Linked DNA regions of Homo sapiens: region 2 is linked to region 1. A link is an interaction called in ENCODE POLR2A ChIA-PET data of the cell type or tissue named here. Cell type or tissue: PC-9. All regions are shown on one strand. Each heading gives the region's core, and the rest is flanking DNA. Links, peaks and the distances in the headings are about the cores only.

The links. Peaks named below come from ENCODE experiments on the same cell type or tissue, not always from the same donor. Only the 100,000 strongest peaks of a DNase experiment are listed, where the experiment ranks them.
Region 2: POLR2A ChIA-PET joins it to region 1 with 9 read pairs; 3 of 35 experiments call an interaction of 5 or more read pairs at or near these places.

Annotation. Positions count from the first base shown.
Region 1 is chr12:19,390,721-19,406,171 of GRCh38, forward strand. It overlaps a transcript of AEBP2 not described here. Among named protein-coding and RNA genes, the nearest start is that of AEBP2, 41 kb to the right of the region's middle. In PC-9, for the core only: no CTCF peak of the experiment used is centred there; DNase peaks (open chromatin) are centred at 5,481, 5,991 and 7,021; H3K27ac peaks cover 743 bases.
Region 2 is chr12:19,310,966-19,326,416 of GRCh38, forward strand. PLEKHA5 (pleckstrin homology domain containing A5) reads left to right here. Exons shown (of 32, transcript NM_001256470.2): 16 at 3,849-3,929; 17 at 9,056-9,091; 18 at 9,597-9,659; 19 at 11,345-11,425; 20 at 11,553-11,702. Among named protein-coding and RNA genes, the nearest start is that of AEBP2, 120 kb to the right of the region's middle. In PC-9, for the core only: no CTCF peak of the experiment used is centred there; no DNase peak of the experiment used is centred there.

The sequences.
Region 1 (15,451 bases), core at 5,037-10,036:
ATGCCATTCTCCTGCCTCAGCCTCCCGAGTAGCTGGGACTACAGGTGCCCGCCACCAGGCCCGGCTAATTTTTTTGTATTTTTAGTAGAGACGGGGTTTCACCATGTTAGCCAGGATGGTCTCGATCTCCTGACCTCGTGATCCACCTGCCTCAGCCTCCCAAAGTGCTGGGATTACAGGCTTGAGCCACCCACCACGCCCGGCCACAGTTACATTTTAAAATCAAACCTAGCCCTAAAAAAATAATACCAGCATAACATAAGTCTATTATCTTGTCTACTATCTTGATCTGAAGAGAACTCTAGGCTTTGGTCCTTAACACCATCTGGGCTAAAATGTTCTGGGAGACTCAAGGAAGGACTGTGATTGCTTTCAGAGAGACAATAACCAGTTCTCGTAAGATTCCTGTGGATGGACCAAAAGTAGACTCAGCACATACATTTTGTGGAAACAACATATAATCCGTGGCACATCTGCCTCCTTTTACAAAAGTAAAAGAAATAAGAATTTAAAGGAAGGAAAGAAAGTGGAATCTGGAAGCAGTAAAAAGGCTATAAGCTTGAGGATTGGAGGCAGAAGGGAGCAAGGATCAGAAGGTGCATCAGGCATCAGGTTCAACTGAAGAGAACAATGAAGGTCACAGCCAGCAATAGAACTCACTGAGAATCTTCATAAATGTCTGATGAAACCACCAAAGAATATATTGTTTAAAATCTATTTTTATTTTCTTTTATTTTACTTTATTTTTGAGACAGAATCATGCTCTGTCGCCCAGGTGGGAGTGCAGTGGTACGATCTCAGCTCACTGCAACCTCTGCCTCCTCGGTTCAAGTGATTCTCACGCCTCAGCCTCCTGAGTAGCTGGGATTACAGGCATGTGCCACCACACCCAGCTAATATTTGTATCTCCTTTTTTTTTTTTTTTTTTTTGGAGAAGGAGTTTCGCTCTTGTTGCCCACGCTGGAGTGCAATGGCGCCATCTCGGCTCACTGCAACCTCCGGCTCCTGCGTTCAAGCTATTCTCCTGCCTCAGCCCCCCGAGTAGCTGGGATAACAGGCATGTACCACCACGCTCGGCTAATTTTGTATTTTTAGTAGAGACAGGGTTTCTCCATGTTGGTCAGGCTGGTCTCAAATTCCTGACATCAGGTGATCCGCCCACCTCAGCCTCCCAAAGTGCTGGGATTACAGGCATGAGCCACCACACCCAGCCGTCTCTCTCTCTTTTATTGTGAACAGGGTCTCACTGTGTCACCCAGGCTGGAGTGCAGTAGCATGATCCTGGCTTACTTCTTACTTCAGCCTCAACCTCCTGGGATCAAGCAATCCTCCCACCTCAGCCTACTGAGTAACTGGGACTATAGGCTCATGCCACTACACCCGGCTAATTTTTAAATTTTTTTATAGAGACAAGGTCTCACTATGTTGCCCAGGCTGCTCTCAAACTCCTAAACTCAAGCAATCTTCCAGCTCCAGCTGGAAAAATATGTATATGTTTTGCTCTTTGTTGCCCAGGCTGGAGTGCAATGGTGTGATCTCAGCTCACAGCAATGTCTGCCTCCCGGGTTCAAACAATTCTCCTGCCTCAGCCTCCCAAGTAGCTGGAATTACAGGAGCCTGCCTCCACACCTGGCTAATTTTTTTTATTTTTAGTAGAGATGGGGGTTTCACTGTGTTAGCCAGGATGGTCTCGATCCCCTGACCTCATGATCCGCCCACCTCGGCCTCTGAAAGTGCTGGGATTACAGGAGTGAGCCACTGTGCCTGGACTGTTTTGTTTTTGTTTTTGTTTTTGTTTTTTTTTGAGACAGAGTTTTGCTCTTGTTGCCCAGAGTGGAGTGCAATGGCACGATCTTAGCTCACCGCAACCTCTGCCTCCTGGGTTCAAGCGATTCTCCTGCCTTAGTCTCCCGAGTAGCTGGGATTACAGACATGTGCCACCACACCCGGCTAATTTTGTATTTTTAGTAAAGACGGGGTTTCTCCATGTTGGTCAGGCTGGTCTCGAACTCCTGACCTCAGGTGATCCACCTGCCTCGGCCTCCAACAGTGCTGGGATTACAGACTTAAGCCACCACGCCCGGCCCTGAGGTATTTTAAGTAGGAGATTGACAGGACCAGATTTGCCTTTTGAATAGATAACTGTGTCACTTTTGTATATTCATACAATGAAAAGGTTATGCTGCACTGAAAATAGACTTGGATGACACGTCTCAGCATGAAAATTTCACACAGATGTAAGATTAGTGGGCTAGGGGTAGCGACCAAGTGACAGAAGGATACATACAATGTAATTTTATCTATATAAGCATAAAATATTCATGAAAATATACACACACATATATGGACACATAAATATTGTAAAAATATAAAGACCTGTGGAAAAGGATAAATGGCAAAATCAGGTTATAGTTATCTCTGGAATGCTAGGCCGGGCAAGGTTGCCCATGCCTGTAATCCCAGCACTTTGGGAGGCTGAGGCAGTGACAGAGCGAGACTCCATCAAAAGGAAGGAAGGAAGGAAGGAGGGAGGGAGGGAGGGAGGGAGGAAAGGGGAAGGGGAAGGGGAAGGGGGAAGGGGGAAGAAAGGAAGCATTATGCTAAGTGAAGAACGAATTTACAAAAGGCCACATATTGTATGATTCCATTGATATGAAATATCCATCATAGGCAAATTCATAAAGACAGAAAGCTGATTAGTAGTTGCCAGGTGCTTAGAAAGAGGGAAATGAGAAGTGACTACTTGATGGGTATGGGGTTTCCATTTGGGATGAAGAAAAGGTTTTGTTAACGAGGTCATGATGTCTGCACACTATGAATGAATGTCTGCACATCATGAATACCTGTACTTAATGCCACCGAATTGTACACTTTCAAATTGTTAAAATGGTAAATTTTATGTTATGTGCCTTTTACCACAATTTAAAGGGAAAGAAAATGAGGAGGCTCAGGTTTGTGCACTTAACCATACCACTCATCTAACTTTATGTACTTGCTCATGCTTCACAGAATGTAGAGATCCAGGCTGGGTGTGATGGCTCACGCCTGTAATCCCAGCATTTTGGGAGGCTGAGGTGGATGGATCATCTTAGGTTGGGAGTTTGAGACCAGCCTGGCCAACATGGTGAAACCCGGTCTCTACTAAAAATACAAAAATTAGATGGGCGTGGTGGCGGGCGCATGTAATCCCAGCTACTAGGGAGACTGAGCCACGAGAATCACTTGAACCTGGGAGGTGGAGGTGACAGTGAGCTGAGGTCATGCCACTGCACTGCAGCCTGGGTGACAGAGTGAGACTACATCTCAAAAAAAATAAATAAATAAAAAATAAAATTAGAGACTGTGTCTCAAAAATAAATAAATAAAATTTAAAAATAGGCCAGGGGCAGTGGCTCACACCTGTAATCCCAGCACTTTGGGAGGCCGAGGCGGGTGGATCACGAGGTCAGGAGATCGAGACCATCCTGGCTAACACAGTGAAACCCTGTCTCTACTAAAAAAATATAAAAAATTAGCCGGGCGTGGTGGCCGACACCTGTAGTCCCAGCTACTTGGGAGGCTGAGGCAGGAGAATGGCGTGAACCCGGGAGGTGGAGCTTGCAGAGAGCCAAGATCACTGCCACTGCACTCCAGCCTGGGCAACAGAGCGAGACTCCGTCTCAAAAAAAAAAAAAAGAATGTGGAGATCCAAGTTGATCAAAAAGACATGGTGTTCCCTCTGCTTGAGACAATCTCCTTTCAGGCACACATGAACTCACACCCACACACCCTTTCCTTTGTTCTAGGAAATCCTACCTACCTTTCAGCTAAGACCTCACTACTTCCAGAAATATTTTCCTGACTGCCTTATGCCTCTTGGGACAAAACATCCCTCTATTGTGTACTTCACAGCTTTAGCTTCTTCCCTATTGTAGCATTAATAGACTTGTGAGTCCCCCACTGTATCCCCACGGTATCTCCCGACTTAGCAGAGTGTTATGCACATAGTAAATCTTTGCTGAGTGAAAACATATGTTATAAATATCTTGTTTTTTAATAAAAAAGATTATTATCTCTCTGTCTCCCAAAATTACAAGGATCTGGAATCTCACAGACAGGAGGAGAGAATAGGGCGGGACACTATGGCTCATGCCTGTAATCCCATCACTTTGGGAGGCTGAGATGGGAGGATCACTTAAGCCCAGGAGATGAAGGCTGCGGTGAGCAAGCATTGGGCCACTGCAATTCAGCCTGGGCAACAGAGTGATGAGAACTTGTCCAAAAAAAAAAAAAAAAAAAAAAAAGGTTAACCAAGTTCTGAGCTGTTAACATGACAGTAATAACAGACTTTTTTTGTTTTTATTTTTGTTTTTTTGAGACAGAATCTCACTCTGTCATCCAGGCTGGAGTGCAGTGGCGCCATCTTGGCTCACTGCAACCTCCGCCTCCCGGGTTCACGCCATTCTCCTGCCTCAGCCTCCCGACTAGTTGAGACTACAGGCGCCCACCACCACGCCCGGCTAATTTTTGTATTTTTAGTAGAGACGAAGTTTCACCATATTGGCCAGGCTGGTCTCAAACTCCTGACCTTGTGATCTGCCTGCCTTGGCGTTCCAAAGTGCTAGGATTACAGGCATGAGCCACTGCATCCGGCCTGGACTTATGTTTTAAATGGTGCTAATCTAGATTAATTAATTAGAAAAACCTCCTTTGAGCACCCACCATGTTTCTAGTATTGTGTTCCATGTGGTTTAAGTTGCATAAGACACAGTTACAACCCAGAAGGATCCTGTACTACCACTGCTCAAGCAATGGGGTCACCCACAACTTCATCACTTTTCTCTCCTCCCTGCTCCAGTTGTGCAGCAATGATCCCTCCACTTCTATTCTTTCTCTCTTCCTACCAGGGACCAGTTCTTCAGCGAGGTGCTGGGGATAACAGCATGAGCCAGACTAGAGACCCTGCTTACGGTTTACTTACCCATCATCCTCAGATATCCTAGATGAGTTTTCTCATCTGTATAAAAAGGAAATAGGGACTGGGCGCGGTGGCTTATGCCTGTAATCCCAGCACTTTGGGAGGCCGAAGTGGATGGATCACTTGAGGCCAGGAGTTCAAGGCCAGCCTGGCCAACACAATGAAACCCTGTCTTTACCAAAAAATGCAAAAATTAGCTGGGCATGGTGGCATGTGCCTGTAATCCCAGCTACTCGGGAGGCTGAGGCAGGAGAATTGCTTGAACCCAGGAGGGGGAGGTTGCAGTGAGCCAAGATCACACCACTGCACTCCAGCCTGTGCAACAGAGTGAGACCCTGTTTAAACAAACAAACAAACAAACAAACAAAAAGAGGAAATAGAGTTACCTGATCCTGAACCTGGCCCTAAGGTATGCTTTCAAAATAGGTTATTTCCCTTTCCCTCCTCTCATTTGACCAAGAGCTATGAAAGAAGTGTTGTGTGCTCAGAAAGTCCAGCTCCAAGTTCAACCAGCCAAGCATGGTGACTCACGCCTCTAATCCCAATATTTTGGGAGATCAAGGTGGAAGGATCACTTGAGGCCAGGAGCTCAGGAGGTCAAGATCAGATTGGGCAACACGGCAAGTCCCCGTCTCTTAAAAAGAAAAAAAAAATTAAAAAAGAAATTGGCCGGACGCGGTGGCTCATGCCTGTAATCCCAGCACTTTCGGGGGCAGAGGTGGGCAGATCATGAGGTCAAGAGATCAAGACCATCCTGGCCAATATGGTGAAAACCCGTCTCTACTAAAAGTACAAAAAAATTAGCTGAGCATGGTGGCATGTGCCTGTAGTCCCAGCTACTCTGGAGGCTGAGGCAGGAGAATCGCTTGAACCTGAGAGGGGGAGGTTGCAGTCAGCCGAGATTGCGCCACTTCACTCCAGCCTGGGTGACAGAGCGAGACCCCGTCTCAAAAAAAAAAAAAAAAAAGAGGGAAATTAGTCACTTAGGAAAATAATACCTTTTCTTTTTCTAAATAAAATACAAACAGAGTCTTGCTGTGTTGCCGACAATTGTCTTGAACTCCTGCTCTTAAGTAATCCTACTCCTTTGACCTCCCATGGTGCTGAGAACAGGCGTGAGCCACTGCACCCAGGCTGCCTTTCTAAAATAGAAAGATGGCTTTCAAGGCTGGACGCAGTGGCTCAAGCCTGGGAGGCCAAGGTGGGTGGATCATTTGAGGTCAGGAGTTCGTGACCAGCCTGGCCAACATGGTGAAACCCCATCTCTACTAAAAATACAAAAATTGTCGGGCGTGGTGGCTCACACCTGCAGTCCCGGCACTTTGGGAGGCCGAGGCGGGCAGATTACCTGAGGTCGGGAGTTTGAGACCAGCCTGACCAACATGGAGAAACCCCGTCTCTACTAAAAATACAAAATTAGCCATGTGTGGTGGCGCATGCGTGTAATCCCAGCTACTCAGGAGGCTGAGGCAGGACAATCACTTGAACCCGGGAGGTGGAGGTTGCAGTGAGCCGAGATGGCACCATTGCACTCCAGCCTGGGCAACAAGAGCGAAACTCCATCTCAAAACAAAACAAAACAAAACAAAACAAAACAAAACAAAAATTACCTGGGCATGGTGTTGCGCACCTGTAGTCTCAGCTACTCGGGAGGCTGAGGCAGGAGACTCTCTTGAACCTGGGAGGTGGAGCTTGCAATGAGCTGAGATCTCGCCATTGCACTCCAGCCTGGGTGACAAGACTGAAATTCTGTATCAAAAAAAAAAAATTTTAAATGAACCAGGCATAATGGCACATCCATGTAGTCCCAGCTACCTGGGAGGCTAAGGTAGGAGGATCACTGGAGCCCAGGAGTTCTAGGCTGCAGTGAGCTATGATGGTGACACTGCACTCCAGCCTAGGAGACAGAGCAAGATGTTGTCTCTAAAAAAAAACAAAACGAAAACCTTTCTTTATCAAATTCTTATTTCGCCTCCGGGGACTCCGCCCCATCTAAGATAGTCTGCCTTTGATAGCTGTTTCAGCTGCCTGCTGAATCTTGCCTACAAAGATTACAAACAAATGACACATCATGAAGCCATCTTGCTGGCAGGTTGGATGAGAAAGTTTTCCATCTGAGAACTTGCTCTGGAGCTGTGCTGAAGGATAACAGGTTGTAACTTGGCTCTAAACTCTGGGACTGTTCAGCAGGTCCCAGTGGTGACCTCCAGTTATAATTAGGCAATGACCCATAAATGTGCAGACAGATTAGAAAATTAGAGGAGGCCAGCAGCGAGTCTCATGCCTATAATTGCAGCAGTTGGGGAGGCCAAGGCGGGTGGATCTCTTCAACTCAAGAGTTCAAGACAAGCCTTGGCAACATGGTGAGACCCCTGTTTCCGTTTCTACTAAAAATACAAAAATATGTGTGTGTGTGTGTGTGTGTGTGTGTGTATATATATATATATGTATATATATATAGCTAGGTGTGGTGGTGTGCACCTGTAGTACCAGCTACTCGGGAGGCTGATGTAGGAGGCGGGAGGATCACTTGGGCCCAGGAGGCAGAGGTTGCAGTGAGCCCAGATGGTGTCAGCCTGAGCGACAGAGTGAGACACCATCTCAAAAAAAAAAAAAAAAAAAAATTAGGGGAGAGAGACAGGGATTTTTTTTTCCCCTGCACCATGTGTCTCACTTAAAACATTGAGATGTGGCCTGGCACAGTGGCTCCCCCCTCTAATCCCAGCACTTTGGGAGGCTAAGGAGAGAGAATTGTTTGAGCCCAGGAGTTCAAGACCAACATAGGGAGTTCAAGGGAAACACAGGGAGACCCCATCTCTAAAAATATTTCAAAAATTAGCTGGGTGTGGTGGCTCACACCTGTAGTTGCAGCTACCCAGGAGGCTGAAGAGAAAAGATCACTTGAGCTCAGGAGGTCAAGGCTACAGTGAGCAGGGCATGGGGCCACTGCATAGCAGCCTAGGTGACAGAGCAATACTCTGTCACAAAAACAAACAAAAAACAAAGCAGCAACATAAAGAAAACAACCAAACATTCAGCTGTGAAATAATTGCCTTTAAGTAGAGTATGTACCAATTCACTCAGCTTGTTGGACTCTGATGTCAATGAGGCCAGGAGCTTACCCCCCCCGGGGGGCCAGGAGATTCAAATACAGGCAACATTTCTTCCATCATCAACATCCCTACTTCCAATTTGTCATCGCAAAAGTGCTGTTATTCCCAAGGGATTTTAAGGAGGTGATGTAGACAGGACATTTTCAACACTCCTGGGGAAAGTGTGTCTTTATATATTTGTAATGTCAGATCAGTAGTATCATCTTGATATTCAAGGGACTGCCCTATCCTAAAACATAAACTTGAGAAACTTATGTTAAGTGAATAGCATGGAAGTTAATGGTCAAATGCAGTATGTCTCTTACCAAAGGAGACTTGGACACAGAAGAGCCTCACATTTGTAAATGCTTTAAATCCTGATTTCCTTTTAGGTCACAAGTCTGTCTTCCCTTGCCAACTTCATACGTAATGCAATGGCATCAGCTTTTGGTGAAAGCTTGATTGATTCCTTCTTCTTCTTCTTTTTTTTTTTTTGAGACGGAGTTTTGCTCTTGTTGCCCAGGCTGGAGTGCAATGGCGCAATCTTGGCTCATCGCAACCTCTGCCTCCCAGGTTCAAGTGATTCTCCTGCCTCAGCCTCCTGAGTAGCTGGGATTACAGGCATGTGCCACCACACCCAGCTAATTTTTTTGTATTTTTAGTAGAGTCGGCGTTTCACCATGTTGGCCAGGCTGGTCTCAAACTCCTGACCTTGTAATCCGCCTGCCTCGGCCTCCCAAAGTGCTGGGATTATAGGTGTGAGCCACCACACCCGGCCGATTCCTTCTCTTTCAAAAGCAATCAAGAGAATGAAGCAATTAAACTTAATAACACACAGTAGAAAGAAAACAGCTTTGTTTGTGTTTCAGTCCTACCTTAGGAAGATCCTGTAGCTTTGCATTAATTTTAAAGAATTTTATGACAATAGTTATATTGGTTATTCGTATACTCCTAATTGAATCAACCTGTCCCAACAGTTCAAATTTTATGGAGTTAAAGTGTTCTTAAGTAATTAAATAGAAGGTTTCTTAGTAGGATATTTAAGGGCATTTCAAGTGAATAAGGCCAGCATTATAGATCTAAATTATGACTCGGGCTCATCTTACACATAGGCAAACATTAAGGACCTACTAGCCTACTTCTTCCTAAATTATACAGGGCAACAAATTGTTGTGATTCATTTTAATCAGTAGAGATTAATAAACTTCCTGAAATGGTTCTTTATAAGTTTTTAACTAACTCCCTCATTAAGATTTCCTTACTAATCGACCTGTAGATGTAATCAGTGCCTAGTCCTTTATGGCCTTACTAATATGCCAATGCTATGCTTGCTATATGAATATAGAGAAGACTTTTTGTATACTGATTGGAGCCAAACAGATAAAACCTAAGTTTTATTTCCAAATCTAATTTTGTGTGTGTGTGTGTGTGTGTGTGTGTGTGTGTGTTTTGAGACAGAGTCTCACTCTGTTGCCCAGGCTGGAGTGCAGTGGCGCAATCTTGGCTCACGGCAACCTCCGCCTCCCGAGTTCAATTGATTCTCCTGCCTCAGCCTCCCAAGTAGCTGGGATTACAGGCACCTACCACCACACCCAACTAACTTTTTTTTGGATTTTTAGTAGAGATGGGGTTTCACCATGTAGGCCAGGCTGGTCTCAAACACCTGCCCTCAGGTGATCCACTCACCTCGGCTGCCCAAAGTGCTGGGATTTCAGGCGTGAGCCACCGCGCCTGGCCTATTTTTTTTTTTTCTTTTTTGAGATGGAGTCTCGCTCTGTTGCCCAGAGTGCAGTGGCGCAATCTTGGCTCACTGCAACCTCTGCCTCCCGGGTTCAAGCATATCTTCTGCCTCAGCTTCCCGAGTAGCTGGGATTACAGGTGCGCACCACCCCACTGGCCAATTTTTAAATTTTTGGTAGAGACAGGGTTTCACCATGTTAGTCAGGCTGGTCTTGAACTCCTGACCTCGTGATCCGCTCTCCTTGGCCTCCCAAAGTGCTGGAATTACAGGCTTGAGCCACTGCGCCTGGCCTTCAACTATTTCTTTTAATTATTTTTGAATTTATTTTTTATTTGACTGACTTTTATTTATTTATTATTTATTTATTTATTTGAGACAGGGCCTCTGTCTCAAAATGGCATGATCTCAGCTCACCTCAACCTCTGCCTCCCAGTCTCAAACAATCCTCCTGTCTTAGCCTCCTGAGTAGCTGGGACTACAAGTGTGCATCCCCATGCCTCGTTACGTTTTGTGTTTTTTGTAGAGTCAGGGTTTCTCCATGTTGCCCAGGCATGTCTCAACTACTGGGATCAAGTGTCTGCCTGCCTCTGCCTCCTGAAGTGCCGAGATTACACTGAGATGACATGCCTGAGCCACTGCGTCCAACTGTGTTTTTGGTTTTGTTTTGTTTTGTTTTGTTTTGTTTTGTTTGAGACAGAGTCTTGCTTTGTCACCCAGGCTGGAGTGCAATGGCAATGGCACGATCTCAGCTCACTGCAAACTCCACCTCCCAGGTTCAAACGATTTTCCTGCCTCAGTCTCCCAAGTAGCTGGGACTACAGGAGACTGCCACCATGCCAGGCTAATTTTTTTTATTTTGGTTTGTTTGTTTTTTTGAGACAGAGTCTCGCTGTTACCCAGGCTGGAGTACAGTGGCACGATCTTGGCTCACTGCAACCTCCGCTTCCCGGGTTCAAGCGATTCTCCTGCCTCAGCCTTCCAAGTAGCTGGGACTACAGGAGGGTGCCACCAAGCCCAGTTAATTTTTGTATTTTTAGTAGAGATGAGGTTTCACTATATTAGCCAGGCTGGTCTCAAACTCCCGACCTCAGGTGATCTCCCGCCTCGGCCTCCCAAAGTGCTAGGATTACAGACATGAGCCACCATGCCCGGCCTGTTGTTGTGTTTTTGTTTGTTTGTTTGTTTTTCTATTTTCAAGATGAGGTCTTGCCATGTTGCCAAGACTCATCTCAAATTACTGGGGTCAAGTGATCCACCTGCCTCAGCCTCCTAAAGTGTTGGGATTACAAGTATGAACAACTGTGCCCAGCCAAGTTTTTAAATTTTATTTTTATTTCCCCCTTGAGGATGTCACTTTAATACTTACAGTTTACTGTCAGCTACCTTTGGCTCCGGGTGCTTTCAGTGATGCAGATTCTGTATGTGCTCCTTGGTTAAAGAGAATCTTTGTGCAATGGCTTCCTCAGATGCTGGTTGTAGTAGCAAGGTACAGGCTGTGTACATTGTTTCACTGTCTCTTGTGGGGCTGGAATAGCAGAGGTCTCACGAAGCTTACCTCATTCCCCAATGTGCACACTTAAAGAAGTTTTTCCCCCAGTATTTTATTCACTGGGTTGAACAGTTCAGGCTTCAAGCCAGTAGGAGTTACCCATGGGTAGAAACTGGCTGCAGCTAAAGCAGGTGGGTAAATGCAATACCCCAATGATTGGCAGAGGCCCCACTCTTGACAGAGGCAGCTGAGGAGGCTCTCAGCGAAACGCACTGTCTTTTCAGGGGGAAGAGAGGGAGCCACCTCAGCTCCCTTGCCAGGTCAGCAGGAAGCGGATCTACCTCCTAGTTACACTTCTGACCCAGCATTCCGACTGTTCTGGTGAGACAAGCACCTCTGTTCATCTGCAGGAATGCTGTTGTTCCACATAGAGAGGGACTGCGACTCTCCCTCTCATGCAAGCCTGAACCTGGATGGCACTCCTCCTGTGGGGTTGCAGTCACCCTATAGTGTTCCAGAAAGGTTGTCTACGAATGCACCTATGCCAAGTTCTCATGGGGGAAGGTCCAGCTATGTCTGCAGTGGTGGGAAAGGGAGAGGAGAAGTTCTCTTCTCCAAGACCCTTCATGAGTGCCAGGGATGCTTGACTATTGGGGTAGGGCCACAGACTTTCCTCACTGAGCCTACCACTGAACCTGTGGCTTTGCTGAAAGAAACTTCCCACAAGTGGAAATACTAGGAACTCAAGTCCTGCAGCCTGGTTTCTTTTGTCCCAGAGGGTGCTCCCTTAAGGTAGTACACTTCCCTTTCCCCTAGGAGTAGCAGTCCCTGAGGGCCAGACTACTGTGAATACTGCTCCTCTGGGTCTAGCTGCTCAGTGGGGCTGTCACACTCCAGATTGGTGCTGGGGAATGTCTGCAAGGGATCCAGAGATGTGACCTGTCCTCAAGTCTCCCAGCAGCAGGTACCAGCACCAGCTCTGATGGGGTCAGGAGGAGAGTGACACAGACTCTGAGATTTCCTTGGTTACAAATGGCTTAGTGTGTTGGCCTCCTCAAATGCCAGCTGTCGTAGTAATGTACTGGGCATGTGGACAGACTCAAGACCTCCTAGTTAGCCAAGGTGATGCAGGCAGTGGCAATAGCTGAGGTCACTCAAGTTTTCTCCTTCCTGAACACTGCGTTATTGTGTCTGCAAATGTACTGGGCTGCACTGGTTGGCCTCCAGCCAGGAATTGGTGCTTGCAAAAAGCGCCAGCTGTGGTGGTAGCAATGGAATTTGTGCTTGCCTTATGTCACCCAGGAGAAGTACTCTGGCCTCTCAGACCATGGGTAGGGCCATGGAGCTCCACTCCTAAATGTCCCAGTCCCTTGTGTTACACTATCTGTGCGGGTGGATTGGCAAAACCAGGTGGGGGCTGGGTCAGGCAAGTCCACCCTCCGGCTCCCCAGATGTAGGCACAAGCAGTGGCCTTAGTGGGGATCAGAGGGAAGTTTCCTGGCTGCTGGAGTAATGTTCCAGGGAAAAGCACAGCTGCCTCTGCTGCACGAAAGAATCTGCATGGGGAACCGAGGGTAGCAGGCGGCAGTAAGCCCCAAACAGCTCCCACCCGCAGTGTTCCACTAGCAACAGTTAGGTAGGTTCCAGGCAGCCTGCACTCAGAACTCAAAAATGCTCCAGGCCGGCGGGGCGCGGTGGCTCACGCCTGTAATCCCAGCACTTTGGGAGGCCAAGGCAGGCGGTTCACGGGTCAGGAGATCGAGACTATCCTGGCTAACACGGTGAAACCCCGTCTCTACTAAAAATACTAAAAATTAGCCAGGCGTGGTGGCTGGCGCTGTAGTCCCAGCTACTTGGAGGCTGAGGCAGGAGAATGGCGTGAACCCGGGAGGCGGAGGTTGAAATGAGCCAAGATCACGGTACTGCACTCCAGCCTGGGCGACAGAAGGAGACTCCGTTTCAAAAAAAAAGCTCCAGGCCATAAGCCTTCCTAGAGAGATAGCAACCCTGGCTTTCAGGCCACGCCCCTCCCAGCGTCCACCTGTAAAGCAAGGGCAACCAGCTCCTTCGCCGCACTTCCCGCTCGACCCTCGGTTCTGGACAACGGAGATCGTCCCCAGTCAAGGTGATTATATCGCAGATCTCACTTGGGAGCTTCTCTTAACCTGTGACCATCGCCTGAGTTAGCTGGCCGACTTCCCAGCGGTCCTTTGTGAGGTAGGATCAGGAATGGCTTCCCTCTGTCCCTGCGTGAGTCTGGGAGTGCGTGCAGAGCACTTCCCAGAGCCACTCTTTCTCACACATTCCCCATCACTCACTAAATCAGCAACAGCTGGGTAGGGTTAAGGCCTTCCCCTGTGGCCTGGGTTGCCCAGCTCTTTTAGGGCGTGTGTGGCATGGCGGCCATCGCGCTTCCTCTCAGGCTCTGAAAACTCAACAGTTTTCTACTTCACAGTGTAGGGTGCTACCCACTGCTTCTTTCAAAGGGTCTGTGGTTTTCTGTTAAGTTCCTGTGTTGCTTCTCGGAAAAATGTTCACAGTGTGAATCTCTACACACTATTCTGTCTTTCCAAGTGGGAGAGGCACGCTAACACCGGCTCCTATCCGCCATATTGGAAAAACAAGGTTTCAAAGATTTTCTGATTTACAACTGGTTAAGGAAGGGAAGCATTTATAAAGACTGGGTTCCGCAGAAAAGAACGTTGGGTCTGGCTCGTGGGTGTGGCTTTCTCCAGGCTCCTCAGGAAGAAATTTAGAACAAAGAATGCGGGAGAGTTGAGTTCTCAGTTCTCCCTTATCTGAGGTCTATGTGGCAGTGGATCCATTTGTTAGGGATCCATGTTTATGAAACGCAGGGCCATATGTTACGATATTATTTTTAGTTTCTATAGGGAACCAAACATCTCGTGATTCCAACTTCCTTGGCTACTCTTTTTTTTTTTTTTTTTTTTTTCAGACAAGGTCTCACTGTGTTGCCCAGGCTGGAGTGCAGTGGCGAGATCTGGACTCACTGCAACCTCTGCCTCCAGGGTTCAAGTGATTCTCCTGCCTCAAGCCTCCTGAGTAGCTGGGACTACAGGCATGCCCCACCACGCCCAGCTAATTTTTTGCCTTTTTAGTAGAGATGGGGTTTCACCATGTTGCCAAGGCTGTTCTGGAACTCAAGTGATCTGTCCGACTCGTCCTCCCAAAGTGCTGGGGTTACAGGCGTGAGCCACCTCGCCCAGTTGGCTATCGTTTTAGGCTACTATTACCTTCTTGCTTATCAAATTGCTTATTTACTTCTCAGCACTAGCTAGGTATCTGGAATTGTTATTTTTATTTTATTTACTTATTTTTTTTTTTGAGACGGAGTCTCGCTCTGTCGCCAGGCTGGAGTGCAGTGGCGCGATCTCGGCTCACTGCAACCTCTGACTCCGATTTCAAGCAATTCTCCTGCCTCAGCCTCCTGAGTAGCTGGGACTGACAGGCATGTACCACCATACCCAGCTAATTTTTGTATTTTTAGTACAGACAGGGTTTCACCATGTTGGTCAGGATGGTCTCCATCTCTTGACCTCGTGATCCGCCCACCTCACCCTCCCAAAGTCCTGGGATTACAGGCGTGATCCACTGCGCCCGGCTGGATTTGTTCTTAAAGAAATTCAAGATTTTCCTCTATTTTCATGCTTGTGGCAGGATGGTAGAGAGGTGGGAGGACTGGCAGGCCCCTAACAGGGGTTCCTGCTTCGTCTCACACCCCCATTATGAACATCCCTCACCAGAGGATACATTTATTAAAATCAATGAACCTATAAACCTACATTGATACTTTATCTTTTTTTTTGAGATGGAGTCTGTGTCCCCAGGCTGGAGTACAGTGGGCCATCTCAGCTCACTGCAACCTCCACCTCCCGAGTTCAAGTGATTCTCCTGTGTCAGCCTCCGGAGTAGCTGGGACTACAGATGTGCACCACCATGCCTGGCCAGTTTTTTTTTTTTTTTTCTTTTTTGAGACGGAGTCTCACTCCAGGCTGGAGTGCAGTGGTGCAATCTTGGCTCACTGCAACCTCTGCCTCCCGAGTCAAAGGACTCTCCTGCTTTAGCCTCCCAAGTAGCTGGGATTACAGGAGCCTGCCACCACGCCTGGCTAATTTTTGCATTTTTAGTAGAGATGGGGTTTCACCATATTG
Region 2 (15,451 bases), core at 5,518-10,517, 79 kb before region 1:
CTTGCTAACTGATCAGGGTGGTGGTTGCTGAAGGTTGGGATAGCTGTGGCAGTTCCTTAAAATAAGACAACAGTGAAGTTTGTTACATCAATTGACTCTTCTTTTCACGAAAACATTTCTCTGTAGCATGCAGTGGTGTTTGAGAACATATTGCCCGTCGTAGAACCTCTTTCAGAATTGGAGTGGGGTCGGGCATGGTGTCTCATGCCTGTCACTTTGGAAGGATAAGGTGGGAGGCTTGCATGAGGCCAGGAGTTTGAGACCAGCCTTGGCAACATACCAAGACCCTGTCTCTGCAAAAAAAAAAAAAAAAATTTTTAATCAGCCAGGATTAAAAATGTACTTGCCTATAGTCCCAGCTACTTGGGAGGCTGAAGCGGCAGGATCGCTTGAGCCCAGGAGAGGAGGTCAAGGCTGCAGTGAGCTGTGATTACTCCACTGCACTCCAGTCTGGGCAACAGAGCAAAACTCTGTCTCGAAAAATTAAAAAAAAAAAAAAAAGTAAAATTGAACTGAATCCTCTCAAACTCTGCTGCTGCTTTATCAACCAAGTTTATATATTCTAAATGCTTTGTTGTCAACAATGTTCACAGTACCTTCACCAGGAGTAGATTTTATCTCAAGAAACTACTTTCTTTGCTCATCCATAAGATGCAGTTCCTCATCCACTCAAGTTTTAGTATGAGATTGAAGCAATTCGCTCACATCTTCAGGCTTCACTTCTGATTCTTTTTATTTCCACCACATCTGCAGTTCCTTCCTCCACTGAAGTTCTAAACCCCTCAACCTCATTCATGAGAGTTGGAACCAGTGTTTTCAAACTTCTGTTAATGTTGCTATTTTGACCTCCTCTCTTAAATCACAAATATCTAGTATCCAGAATGGTGAATTCTTTCCAGAAGTTTCTTCTTTAATTCACCCATATCCATCAGAAGAATCACTATCTGTAGCAGCTAGAGCCTTATGAAATGCATTTCCTAAATAATAGTAATTGAAAGTTGAAATGACTCCTTGATCCATGGGCTGCAGAATGGATGTTATGTTAACAGTCGTGAAAACCACATTCATCCACTTACATGTTTCCATCAGAGCTCTTGGGTAACTAGGTTCATTGTCAGTGGGCACTCATATTTTGAAAGGAATCTTTCTTTCTGAGCATTAGTTCTCAACAGTGGATTTAAGATATTCAGTAAACCATGCTGTAAACAGATGTGCTATCATCCAGGCTTTGTTCCTTTTTTGGAGCATAAGCAAAGTAGATTTAACATCAGGATTTTCACAATAGTAAATGAGCATCAGCTTCAGCTTGAATTACCAGCTGCATTATCCCCAAACAAGAGTGTCATCCTATTTGAAGCTTTGGAGCCAGGCATTGACTTTCCCTCTCTAGCTATGAAAGTCCTAGGTGGCATCTGATTCCCATACAAGGCTATTTCGTCTACATTGAAAATCTATCATTGAATTCAGCCACCTTCTTCAGTTATCTTAGCTAGATCTTCTGAATAACTTGCTGCAGCTTCTCCATCAGCACCTGCTGCTTCACCTTGCACTTACATGTTATGGAGATGGCTTCTTTCCATAAACCTCATGAACCAAACTGCCAGCTTCCAAGTTTCCTTCTGCAGCTTCCTCATCTCTCTCAACCTTCATAGGATTGAAGAGAGTTAGGGCCTTGCTCTGGAATAGGCTTTGGCTTAAGGGAATGTTGTGACTGTTTGATCTTCTCTTCAGACCACTAAAACTTTCTCCCTATTAGCAGCAAGGCTGTTTTGCTTTCTTATCATTTGTATGTTGACTGGAGTAGCACTTATAATTTCTTTCAACAACTTGTTTCTTTGCCTTCTCAACTTGGGTAAATGTTTACCACAAGAGGTCTAGTTTTCGGCCTGTCTCAGCTTTTCCACATGCCTTCCTCACTAACCTTAATCATTTCTAGCTTTTGATTTAAAGTGATAAGCATGCAAGTCTTCCTTTCACTTGCACTGTTAGAAGCCATTGTAGGGTTATTAATTGGCCTGATTTCAATATTGTTGTGTCTCGAGGAATAGGCAGGCCCAAGGAAAGGAAGAGAGATGGGATAACGGCTGGTCAGTGAAACAGAACACACAACCTTTATCGATTTCATCATCTCTTATGAGCGAGGTTCCTGGCTCCCCCAAAACAATTATAAAGGATGAGCCAGGAGGATTGCTTGAGCCCAGGAGTTCAAGACCAGCCTGGGCAACATAATGAGGCCCCTGTCTCTACAAAAAATAAAAAATTAGCTGGGCATGGTGGCATGTGCCTGTAGTCCTAGCTATGCGAGAGGCTGATGTGGGAGGATCGCCTAAGCCTAGGAGTTTGAGGCTGCAGTGAGCCATGATAGGGCCACTGCATTCCAATCTGGGCAACAGATCACCGTAACACTTAAGAATTTTTTGTTTAACTGATGTGTTGTTCCAAATACCTTTACATGTAATTATTAAGTTTGACAAAATTAATTTATTAATTAATCAGGTTGGTGGTAAAGTAACATGAGGGAACTACCTGGGTAGATGGAAACATTCTGTATGTTTTGATTGTTACATATGTGAATACTTTTGTCAAAAGTCGTTGATGTATAACTAAAATTTGTCAATTTATTCTTCAGTGAAGTTTTTTTTTTAATATCCTCACTTCCAAAAAGCAGTTGTAGGCACAGAGATTTAAAAATAAATGGTCTAGTCTGAATGAAATTTTTAATTGGGATATTGTTAAAAGACAAACATGTGTTTCATTATCACTTAACTGACTAAAAAGTAGATTAAACCAGTCACAGGAGGTTTCTAATTTGATAACTAAACAAATTTTATTGGCAATTAGACTGAAAATATAATTGTCTAGAAAAAGAGTTTTAAGATTTAGTTTTTTCTTACATTATATTAATAAATTTATTAATTTTGAGATTAATGAACTTTTGTTGTAGACTTAGCTGAACCAGTAAAGTAGCATTTGTCAACCACGATAGAAATGCTTATTTTCTGTATATGAAAGATGAAAATTAAGCGTTACAAATTACCATTATAAACAGACCTGTCGACTTACAAATGGTAAAGCTTTCTTGGCCTTTTACTATATACATCATGATGGTCTTTTGAGTGCTTTAACTCAAGTACAGAGCCTGCTAAAACAAATATTTTTCTAGAGGCAGTAATTAAGTACAACATAGCTGGAAATGTTAAGCTTGGTTTCAGACTACCTTTTTAGAAGCTAAGGAGACATACCAAGTCTTTGCTGAATAAGTCTTAGTTTGCATATCCTTGAGTAATTCTACATGTGGTATTATACTGTGAGAAAATCCAAAATAGAGTCTCTATAAATGTCAAGATTACCTTTAATAAAATATGTGATTAAGTGACACATTCAGTATATTATATTTTAATACTTGTAGAGAACTAATTTTTTATAACCTTACACAGAACTGAATATCATTTTCAGCTTTATTACTGAATTCATAATCAAATTGTACCATTTTTCTCCTGATTGTGTAGGTTCTCACCCTTTAGTTTACCCTTTGAATTATGATTTATCATCTATTTTATTATATGTAGAAATATTCATTAATTGACTATATCATGATTATATGTATGAAGTAAAACTAGTTGTGACAGTGTTGCAATTAGTAGTTTTTTCTTGGAAGTATTTCACAGCGTTTAATACTTGTTTGAAATGGTTTATATGAATTAAATCTGTACAACCATGGGGTAAAATGTAAACAACTGCACTATTAGGAAGATATTAAAGTAGAGGCTATATTTACAGTGTCGTCTTTCAAATCTAGCTATGCTGTAAACTGATGTTTGCTGTATGCTCCTCCTGATTTGAAATAGATGAAAGAAAATGAACCTATTATCACCATGGTTCACACAATGATTGAGAACTCGGCGCTAAGACCCCAACTGTACCAGCAAGTAAGGTCTTGGACAGTGAATGATACTGCTTTATCATCTGCAAAATCCCTCAGTGACAGTTTTGATTTATTCTCAGATTTACTCATGACATCAGTGTTTTTCTTATTTTATTTTTTGTTTATGTTTATTTGGAAAACCACAATTCATCCATGCTTTTCAAGATGCTGCAGTATTCTTAGCATGGCTTCGCTGAACATTTTGCTGTTGAATATTAAATGTGCCATTTTCCTAAAGTTTTTGTGCAGAGTATTTGATTGATATGTACTTGGAGGTCTGCAGTACATTTGCAAAATTACTAGATTTTCATATGGTTTTATTAACTTTAAAAGCATTATACCTATTTTTTAGGGAAAAGGCTTTGTAAAAATATTTACTTTCAGGGGTTGCCCTCCACAACTTCCCCCAACCTAGTGTTTTAAGAATACATTATATTTGTATGGGCGTTATTTAAATCTAGTTTCTGTACTATGGTATGGTAAAACTTAAAGATAGCCACTTTTTAACATACTGGGGGTATTTTGTCGCTGTATTCTTACCATTCTCAAGCAGTCGTCAAGACTATCATAAGTTACCCTATTGTTTTTCCTTATTCAAAATGTGTGTCATGGAGTTGGCTGGCTTTAACTTAGGAACCTTAGTAATCTGCAGATCTGCAAAAGAAGTCATATGTTTCTATCAAATTTTTGTGTATCTCATGGTCTAAATGTTTCTAGCTATGTGTTTCTCAACATCAGCTTCTTTCACTTCAACACCCTCAAATTACTCTGGCGTATGACCTTTACAATCTTTAAAAATCATGCAGAAGAAGAAAATTAACTAACATGAAAAATGAATATATATTTTGATTTAAATATATAAGGCACCTAGTAAAAAGAACGACTTTGAGCTCATGCTGGCTTTTAAGGCCTCTATTTGGTTCAGTTGCCATGGGATCTGCATCACAGGGCCATGTAACTGAGGAATGGATACAATTGATCAGAGGGTGACTTATATTTCAGCACAGTTTTCAAAATATTTAAAGTATATTATTAGATGACTGAAAATAGTCTCAAATTTGCAATAAAGAGATTAACAAACTATTAAATATTTAAAGTTAAACAGCTTTACTTATCAAAAGAAAATGGAATCTTTCAATTCTTAAAGTCACCAGATTATAGACCTTGGTACTCTATTCCAAAGTACCACACCGAGAGTATTTGGAATAAGTATTATTCCGAATAAGTATTATTCCAAAACTGATACCTTCTGCAGTGTCTGAAGCTGTCAGTAAAATATATCATCTATAAGATGCTAAATTGACATGAGATCAAAGGGATTTTGTTGTAATAGGTTATGTTTTTATCACATTTTGCATATTTTAGATGAGAATGGTAGCCTGGATTTCAAATCTGTTTGGTTTGGTTGGGTTTTTTTTTATAATGCTCAACATTCATGGTTCAGGATGCGGAAGTCTGATAGTTTAAATTATTTGGTTGCATTAAAAGTTCTAATTGGGGTTTTCCCAAAGTGTGGAGATCTGAAATGGGAAGGGCTGAGGGGGGGGAAAGTGAAGATGTCTGAGACTGGCACATTATAGCATCACTGACCTTGAATACCGAAAGAGCAATAGATTTGTATAAATATTTCTTTATATTAATATGTGAAAGAAAACTAAAATTGTATAGAACAGAAAGATCTGAATGTCTAATGTCAGCAGCCTTGCCTGGGCATGGCTGAGTCACCAGTTACCAGGAAATCAGTGTTAACTCTCAGTGCTGTTAAGGCTAGGGAGTCTTCAGACTGTCTTATTTTTATTCAGCCACTAGTAAAGGACTTAATTATTAAGCAGGGCATCCTTAATAGATTAAAGTGACAGCCCGACACATTTTTTAAACTGTGTTTATAAATTTGCACAAACTGAAATTATATTTTATTTTTCTCCAGGTTTCCCTCATCATGTTATTATCCAGGGAAAATGTACTGCTACAGTTTGCTTTTCTGAAGTTGAATGACAGTGTTTTATTAATAAGTTATTGATATTTAGCTAGAAATACAATGGCAAAATGTTTTATAACCTATTTTATTCTGAATCATAGCCACTCAGTTTTTGGAAATGTTTGCATTTTTCTTCCTTGGAGAACACTCAAGAAATTACCTAGGCAGTAATTTTCTTAAAATTGGTCAATTAAAAAAGACTTAAAACTGAATCCAGGCTTGTCGAGGTGGCTTATGCCTGTAATCCCAACAATTTATGAGGCCAAAGCTGAAGGATCGCTTGAGGCCAGGAGTTTGAGACTAGCCTGGGCAACAAAGCAAGACCCTGTCTCTGCAAAATATAAAAAAATTAGCCAGGCATGGTGGCACACACCTATAGTCCTAGCTACTCAGGAGGCTGAGACAGGAGTCCGAAGCTGCAATGAACTGTGATTACGATTACACCACTGTGCTCTAGCCTGGTGGGTGACAGAATGAGATACTATCTCTTTTTTTTTTTTTTTAAGCATTCTGTATTCTACACCACCTTTCACAGTTACATTTTAGGACCATAGTTTTTATAACATGATTAATACCAGTGAAATTAATCACCTGATAAGTAATTTGTCCTAAAAGATGCAATATCAACAAATGCCTATAGTCCTATGAGCATTTTTTTTGCCATCTGTGGATATAATGTCTAATTTTATCAAATTTTAAAATATTTCCCCAAAACTCCTTTTTGGAGTTTATGTATCATGTTCATATACTCTAAAATATATATAGTCCACATACCTAAGGGATATTGAAGTTGAATTTTAATTAACATATGTAACTTTGTTTTAATGCCAAGACAGTTTATAAAAAAAAAAAGTATCAGATACTTTAAATGGTTCCGACATCCTAAATAAAATATAACACATGTCCTTATGTAGTTAATAAAATCCATATAACACACTCCTCAACCTGAAGTTGGAGCACTGCACAAGTTTATGTAATTACTACATAGCCCATTTTTTCATTTGCTTTTCTAGTGTTGCTAAGGTACTTCGAATGAAGTATTCAAACCAAACCTTTTTTTTTTTTTTTTTTTTTTTTGGCTAAAGGTGTATTTGAAAAAAATGATAAACAGTGTTACCATGAACTTAAATTAACCAGAATGCTCATGAAATTTACTTTTCTTTTTTTTCGGTAGGGCCAGGGGTTGGGATGAGGAGTCAGGATTTTCATGTTGAGGACAAAATAGCAACCTTTTCAATTCTATGAAGGCGTTTTTTGTTTGTTTAAGGAAAAATTTTGTTTTCTTATGCTTTTATTCTGTCATAAAAGCAATGTGTGGGGAGAGGTTTAAGGATTTGGTTAGTTGATGTCTAATGAATATCTTTATTGAATAACTTGATAAAAGATTTCAAGAAAAATTTCGGTGGTACTAAAAGTAGAAATACCACAAAAATCTGATTGATATGTATAATATATTTATATGGCTATAAAGGATATATCGCTCTAAAGTTGTAACTACAGTAGACATTTTTCTCTATTATGATATGCTAACTGATGTAAAAATAAATCTGCAATAAGATTCCCCAAATAAAAATAGTATATCAATATCCTAAAGATTTACTATAAATTAGTAAGTTTTCACTTTAATATACTAATGTTTTTTTCTGTTGACTCTGAGATATAGGGTACATTTGATATTTTAATCTAGATGAAACACTGTCTGCTAGTTATATTCAGATTCTGTAATCTAGTAAAGCTGTTTTGCATTTAACTTTAAATATTAAGCAAACTACGGCTGGGCGTGGTGGCTCACGCCTATAATCCCAGCACTTTGGGAGGCCAAGATGGGAGGATCACTTGAGGTCAGGAGTTCCAGACCAGCCTGGCCAACATGGTGAAACCCCGTCTCTATTAAAAATACAAAAATCAGCCAGGCATGATGGTGCACGTATAATCCCAGCTACTCTGGAGGCTGAGGCAAAAGAATCACTTGAACCCTGGAGGCAGAGGTTGCAATGAGCCGAGATCGCACCACTGCACTCCAGGCTGGGCAATAACGAGACTCCATCTCAAAAAATAAATAAATATTAAGCAAACTATATTTGAACATCTTAGTAGCTTATGACTTTTCATCTTTAATTTGTTATAAATATGAAAATGGAATTTTGGCATTGTCTTACTTTTTTTATCATAGATCTACCTATTTAAAACTTACTTCATATTACTTTTTTTCCAGATAGGAATATAAATTATTTTCTTGGATCTAGGTGCTTTAATTTACAATGACAGTTGACACTTCTCAGGACACACCTGAGGATACTTATTTTGAATAGTATAAGAGTATTCTAACTTTTGTCATTAAATTCATTTTTCATGTAATATTCATTCCTATGAAAGTTTTGTGGTTTAACAATCACTGCATACCCTTAAATAGTCACAGATTCATTTGCATGAGGTATGTGAAAGTAATGTCTTGAAATGAAATATAAATCCAGGATTTATTGTATGTTTGGAATGCTTATATTTTTAACCTTCTCCTGATTCCCACATTTCTAGATCAATTCAAAGTTATCTCCTGTTTAAATGATGCTTCCTTTTAAAGCTGTAACTGTCAAGCAGTTTCTTTCATAGAGAAAACATATAGAATTGTCATTTATACATTCTTATGTATTATGCGTATATGAAATTTAATTTTTTAAACTGGAATGTAATTGGGACACATTACTTCTAACCCCACCTTGAAAACATTGTGCCATTTAGTAAACATGCAATGAGCCCCATTTAAATTTTTTCTACTGTGTTTTTGTTATTTTCTCACAGTCAATATAAAAATCAAAAGACAAGAAAAATAGTGAAGTATTGCCTGCAGAGGCTGTGATGTTATCTGTGGTATAACTGACTGGGATGGCTATTGAAATCTTGCTAAGCACAATCAGAAGTAACCAAAATATCTTTTAACCAAAATGTACTGGGCAGAAGCTGAAGAAAGGATATTTAAGTACACTGAATAATTCCTTACAATATAGTAACATAAATGGAGTCAACTAACACACATAAACTTTTTATGAAATTTGACTATCCATAGTTTATAACATAGGCTTTCAGTTTTATAAGATTTCGAATGATTTTCCTCTTTTCAATTAAACCCATCCTTTTCCTTCATTATCTTTTAGTTCTTAAGACAGAAGAGCAAGATAAGTCTATATTGTGTATGTGTGTTTATATATTATATATATGTATACAATATGTTATAGGTTTTGTTAAGATGTGTTGACATTTGAGTGTACACATACACAGTGTGTGTTTATGTATATACCGTGAAGGATGGTTTTGGCTGTTGAACTATGCTTAATTTAAGTATTTGATTTGACACAGTTGCTACGATTGTATTTGTCAGTTTTTTTATTAAAATAATGTGTGTCTTTAAAAGAAATGATGTAAGATACTGTATTAGTTTTGTTTGACCAGCATATTATTATGTTTAACAAGCTTGTTACATACATCGTTCGTATGTATCTTGCATATTATATCACTGTTAAGTATTTTCTACTTTGTTGATCAGTGTTTGAATTAAACTTCTAAAAGTGTAAGAATCATTAAAATCTATTTTTGTTATGTTATATATATTTAATATAAATCCAAAGTATTAATTAATAGGGTAAATATATTTTTAAATAAGATTTTTTAAGTTGCTATATGATTTTTTTCTTATAGCTGTCACAAGATGAAGGTAGAGGCACATTATACAAATACAGACCTGAAGAAGTAGATATTGATGTAAGTATTAGTATGATATATGTGGTCAGTACTCTGTCGTATTCTCCGCCAAAAACACTGGAAATAAGCATGACCAAAAAACTTCTTTCTCCCAAGTCCTCCAAAGTGACATCAGGTAAATTCATATTTTATGTGTGTGCTCTAAATTATTATTCCCTGCCCTCTACGTCCCACTGCTCCCTATTGTTAGCAGTCCAACGTTATTAAGCATCACTTAAATGAAAGTAAAAACTGTTTCTGATTTTTAGAAGTTACAGATTGGCTGGACACGGTGGCCCACACCTTTAATCCCAGCACTTTGGGAAGCCGAGGCGGGCGGATCAGTTGAGGCCAGGAGTTTGAGACCAGCCTGGGCAACATAGCAAGACCCTGTCTCTACTAAAAATACAAAAATTAGCTGGGCATGGTGGTACACGCTTGTAATCCCAGCTACTCGGGAGTCTGAGGCCTGAGAATCTCTTGAACCCAGGAGGGACAGGTGCAGTGAGCCAAGATCATTCCACTGCACTCTAGCCTGGGTTATGGCGTGAGACCCTGCCTCAAAAAAAAAAAAAAGTTATGGAAGACTAGAGACTGGAGACGAATTGCTGTGTTTTTCAGATAAAGTTCGGCCTTTAGAAATTTTATCACTACTCCTTTTTAAATTTAGTTTCTTTTAAATCATATTTTAGATTGCTGATTTGCCATACATTCTTCACTCATTATACCCCCTTTTCTTTTCTTTTCTTTTCTTTTCTTTTTTTTTTTTTTTTTTTTTGAGTCAGGGTCTCTCTCTGTCACCCGGGTTGGAGTGCAGTGTCATGATCTCAACTCACTGCAACCTCCACCTCCCGGGTTCAAGTGATTCTTATGCCTCAGACACCCAAATAGCTGGGATCACGGGAGCATGCCACCATGCCCAGCTAACTTTTTGTATTTTTTTTTTTTTTTAGTAGACAGGGTTTTGCCATGTTAGCCAGGCTGGTCTCGACCTCCTGACCTCAGGTCATCCACCCACCTTGGCCTCCCAAAGTGCAGAGATACGGGGGTGAGCCACCGAGCCCAGCCCCCTACTTTTTCTTTTTAACACCTTTCATTTTGTGTAGGCTGAGTCTTGTTGTCTGACAAAGATAAGGTAGTTATTTTAATAGATAAATGGCAAAGAAAGTAAAGTCTCAAATTTCTTGCTTATGTGTCATTATGCCATAAAGTTGGGGACATATTTCCAATTTGTCCAGTGTTTTCATTTTGAAACATTAAAACTGGTTTATTGTACTATTGAAATTTTATTAGAATACTTTCTTGTACTTTCATAATTAAGAAATTAGGGTAATATTAAGAATTTAAACACTAAAACCCTGATGAAAGTTATTTTTCTCCATTAATAATATTTTTATTTGTATTTCAATTAGAAGTGATCTATTGTTTATATTATTTTCTAAGAATCTAAGAGTGTGTTTTTTAAACATATAACAATAGAATCCAGTAAGCATTTTAATTAAGGACTGCATATTATCACTTAACCTATTTAGCAGATTGTAGAGGCAAAATGCTTGCATGCCTATTTTTTAAGGATTCTATCTTTGTAAGCTATATTTTAACTTTTATTGATTGAAATATAGATTTTTGGTCATATAATGACTGCCTACCTCCAATTACAGAAAAAATAAAAAATTGCTAACAAGACATCTTCTCTTATAACCTAGGCCAAGTTAAGCCGATTATGTGAACAAGATAAAGTGGTGCATGCTCTGGAAGAGAAACTTCAGCAACTCCACAAGGAGAAAGTAGGACAATTATGTTTATTGTCTACAATTGATGTTACTTAATATGATTATTATCAGGACACTGATAAGTAAAAAGAATTAATACAATGATGCAGAACATTAAGTGTAATTCTTTTTATCATAATAGTACACGCTTGAGCAAGCTTTGCTATCAGCCAGCCAAGAGATAGAAATGCATGCAGATAACCCAGCAGCCATTCAGACAGTGGTGTTACAAAGGGATGATTTACAAAATGGACTGCTTAGTACGTGTCGAGAACTTTCTCGAGCCACTGCCGTAAGTAGATTTTTTTTTTCCCCTAATAAAAGTAGCTTAAATATGTAGTTCTATTTTCTTCTCTTTTTTTTAATACTGGGCTCTCTTTAGGATTCTTCTATATTATTATAGCAGAAAATATTAATTTGTTATTAGTGTGCTTCTGTTTAGGAACATAAAATTAAAAGATTATTTAATTAGTGGGCATTCTGTTATTTACTTATGAGACAAGGTCTCACTCTGTCACCCAGGCTGGAGTACAGTATTTTGACTATAACTCACTTGTAGCCTGAATCTCTTGGACTCAAGTGAGTGCTTCAGCCTCCCAAGTAGCTGGGACTACAGGCTGGCACTACTACACCTGGCTAGATTTTTTTTTTTTTTTTTTTTTTTTTTCATAGAAATGGGGCCTCACTATGTTGCCCAGACTGGTCTCAAACTCCTGGTCTCAAGTGATTCTCCTGGCTTGGCCTGCCAAAGTGCTGCGATTACAGGTGTAAGCCACCACACCCAGCCAAACATTTTGTCCTTTGTGAAATGAGTGTTTTACAGGGGAGATGAGTACTCCTGTTTATTGCATTAAGAAAATAAGTAGTCTGGATGTGGTGGCTCACTCCTGTAATACTAGCACTTTGGGAGGCCAAGGTGGGTGGATCACCTGAAGTCAGGAGTTCAAGACCAGCCTGACCAGCATGGTGAAAACCCATCTCTACTAAAAATACAAAATTAGCCAGGTGTGGTGGCATGCACCTGTAATGAGGCAGGAGAATCATCTGAGCCCGGGAGGCAGAGGTTGCAGTGAGCTGAGATCGCGCCATTACGTTCCAGCCTGGGCAACAAGACTGAAACTCTGTCTCAATCAATCAATCAATAGAAATATAAATAGCAAGGCTGGGTGCGGTGGCTGACACCGTAATCCCAGGACTTTGGGAGGCCGAGGCAGGTGGATCACTTGAGGTCAGGAGTTTGAGACTAGCCTGGCCAACATGGTGAAACCTCGTCTCTACCAAAATACAAAAATTAGCTGGGTGTGGTGGCAGGTGCCTGTAATCCTAGCTACTTGGGAGGCTGAGGCACGAGAATTGCTTGAACCTAGGAGGCAGAGGTTGCAGTGAGCCAAGATCATGCCATTGCACTCCAGCCTGGGCAACAGAGTGAGACTCTGTTTCAAAAAAAAAAAAAAAAAGAAAGAAATGTACGTAACAGAACCGTGTAACTCATAGTCATATAACTATGACTGTGAGTCTCTTGGAATTACCAAATCTAAAAGTCTTAACTTGCAGCTTATAAACTGTTTTATGAGTTTAAACAGCTGGCTTTAGGTCCTATGATGTGGTCATCTCTATAAACATAGTAAGAGCACCAGTCTAAGCAGCTCTTTGAAAGAGAAATCTTAGGAAAAACTGCCATGTTATATAAAACTGCTCCCAAACCCTTGTCTGTACCTTCAATGGGCTAGGGAGCAGCTATCTTTTAAGAAGGGCCACAGACAGTATAGCTTAATTTAGAGGAGTCTTTCCAGGCTGGCAAGATCCCAGAATCTCAACTTGGCTTCTATTCTGAACCCTGAATTCCAAACGTGAGCCATTTTTAAAGGAATATACCATGATTTTAAAATCACTGAAAACTTAGTTTGAGGAATTCTTAAATACCTTACATTTCTATTTCCATTTTTAAAATACTGTTATTTCTGTTGTCTCATTTGAGTCTTAATTATATTGTCATGTTTGTAGACTTTTTTGAAATTTAATATCCTTTCCATTGTGAGTATCTTGAAATAAGAAACTATGTCTCATTCACATTGGATGAATGATTGAGCTGAATGACTTACCCAAGGTTACAAAGCTAATAAATAATATACCTAAAACTCAAATCCAGATCTTCTTACCACATTTCTGAAGATTTAGATCTACATGGATTTCTGTAATATAGTCATAAAGAAAATATAAGCACCTGAAATACTGTCTACAAGGAAGTAGTACTGAGCTAATCAAGGATAGGTAGGATTTGGATACAATGAGAAGAGAAGTGAAGAGTGGTTTATTCAAATAATACAAAACACCCTAAGCCACAGCAAAGATGAGAACATAGGAGACATGTTTGGAAAAGGAGGAAATAGAACTAACAGCCTGACTGGGATAGAGGATTCCTGTGAGAGGATAGAAAATGTGAGATTAGAAAGGGAAAATGGGGTTAAACTGTCAATGCCAAGCTAATGAGAAGCTCAGGGTCTCTGTGACAACTTGAGTCAAATCAAAATGGTAGGCTCTACAGACATTTAGTTGGAAACTATTTAATGATTTGGTATCTGCTCTTGAAATTCCGATTTTAGGGAATCCCTTTCCTTATCAACTGGGATTAATAAATTAAATCTCATCAGTAGGTTTAGAATTTGCTGCATCTCAAGGTTAACTTTAGCCCAGATGGGAAATTTGTTAAAAATATCTTAATAGAAATGAATTTTGCCAGGAGTGCTGGCTCACGCCTGTAATCTCAGTACTTTGGAAGGCTGAGGCAGGAGGATTGCTTGGGCCCAGGAGTTTGAGACCAAACTGGGCAATTTAGGGAGACCCTATCTCTACAAGAAACAAAAAAGTAGCTGGGCATGGTGGTGTACACCTGTGATCCTAGCTACTTAGGAGACTGAGGTGGGAGGATCTCTTGAGCCCAGGAGGTCAAGGTTGTGTGATTGTGCCACTGCACTCCAGCCTGGGTGATAGAGTGATACACTGTCTCTAAAACAAAATCGTTAATAATAGAAGGCCAGGCATGGTGGCTCACGCCTGTAATCCCAGCACTTTGGGAGGCCGAGACGGGCGGATCACAAGGTCAGGAGTTCGAGACCAGACTGGCTGACACGGTGAAACCCCGCCTCTAATAAAAATACAAAAATTAGCCAGGTGTGGGGGCAGATGCCTGTAATCCCAGCTACTCAGGAGGCTGAGGCAGGAGAATTGCTTGAACCCGGGAGGCGGTGGTTGCAGTGAGCCGAGATCGTGCCATTGCACTCCAGCCTGGGCGACAGAGCGAGACTCTGTCTCAAAAAAAAAAAAATAGTAATAATAAATAGAAAATAGGCCAGGCAGGTGCGGTGGCTCAAGCCTGTAATCTTAGCACTTTGGGAGGCCAAGGCAGGCAGATCACCTGCGGCCAGGAGTTCAAACCAGCCTGACCAACATGGAGAAACCCCACCTCTACTAAAAATACAAAATTAGCCAGGCATGGTGGCGCATGCCTGTAATCCCAGCTACTCAGGAGGCTGAGACAGGAGAATCGCTTGAACCCGGGAGGCTGAGGTTGCGGTAAGCCGAGATCACGCCATTGCACTCCGGCCTGGGCAACAAGAGTGAAACTCTGTCTCAAAAAAATAAAATAAATAAAATAAAATAAAATAAATAAAATAGAATAAAATAAAATTTGATCTTGTTTGAGTATCCCTTTTTCTGGTTTTTGTCTTATGTAATCACTTTCCTGGTTTCTTTTTCCTTGCCTTCAACAATAATCAGTGGTTATGACAAACCCTCAGAATATATTCTTCTAAGACAAGTCTTATTGCATAGAATACAAACTATGTTATTTGTGCCTTTATGTAAACTTATTTATATTTGTAGCTTAAGGCTGCAAATGTTAGCATGTGCATAACATCATACTGGGCATATGGTTGGCACTCAGTGAATGTTGATTAGATTTAAATTTGAATTACATTTTTGCTGGCAGAATCTCAAAGGATTTCACTGAATCTTTCACAGTCAGTTCATAGCACTAGTTCA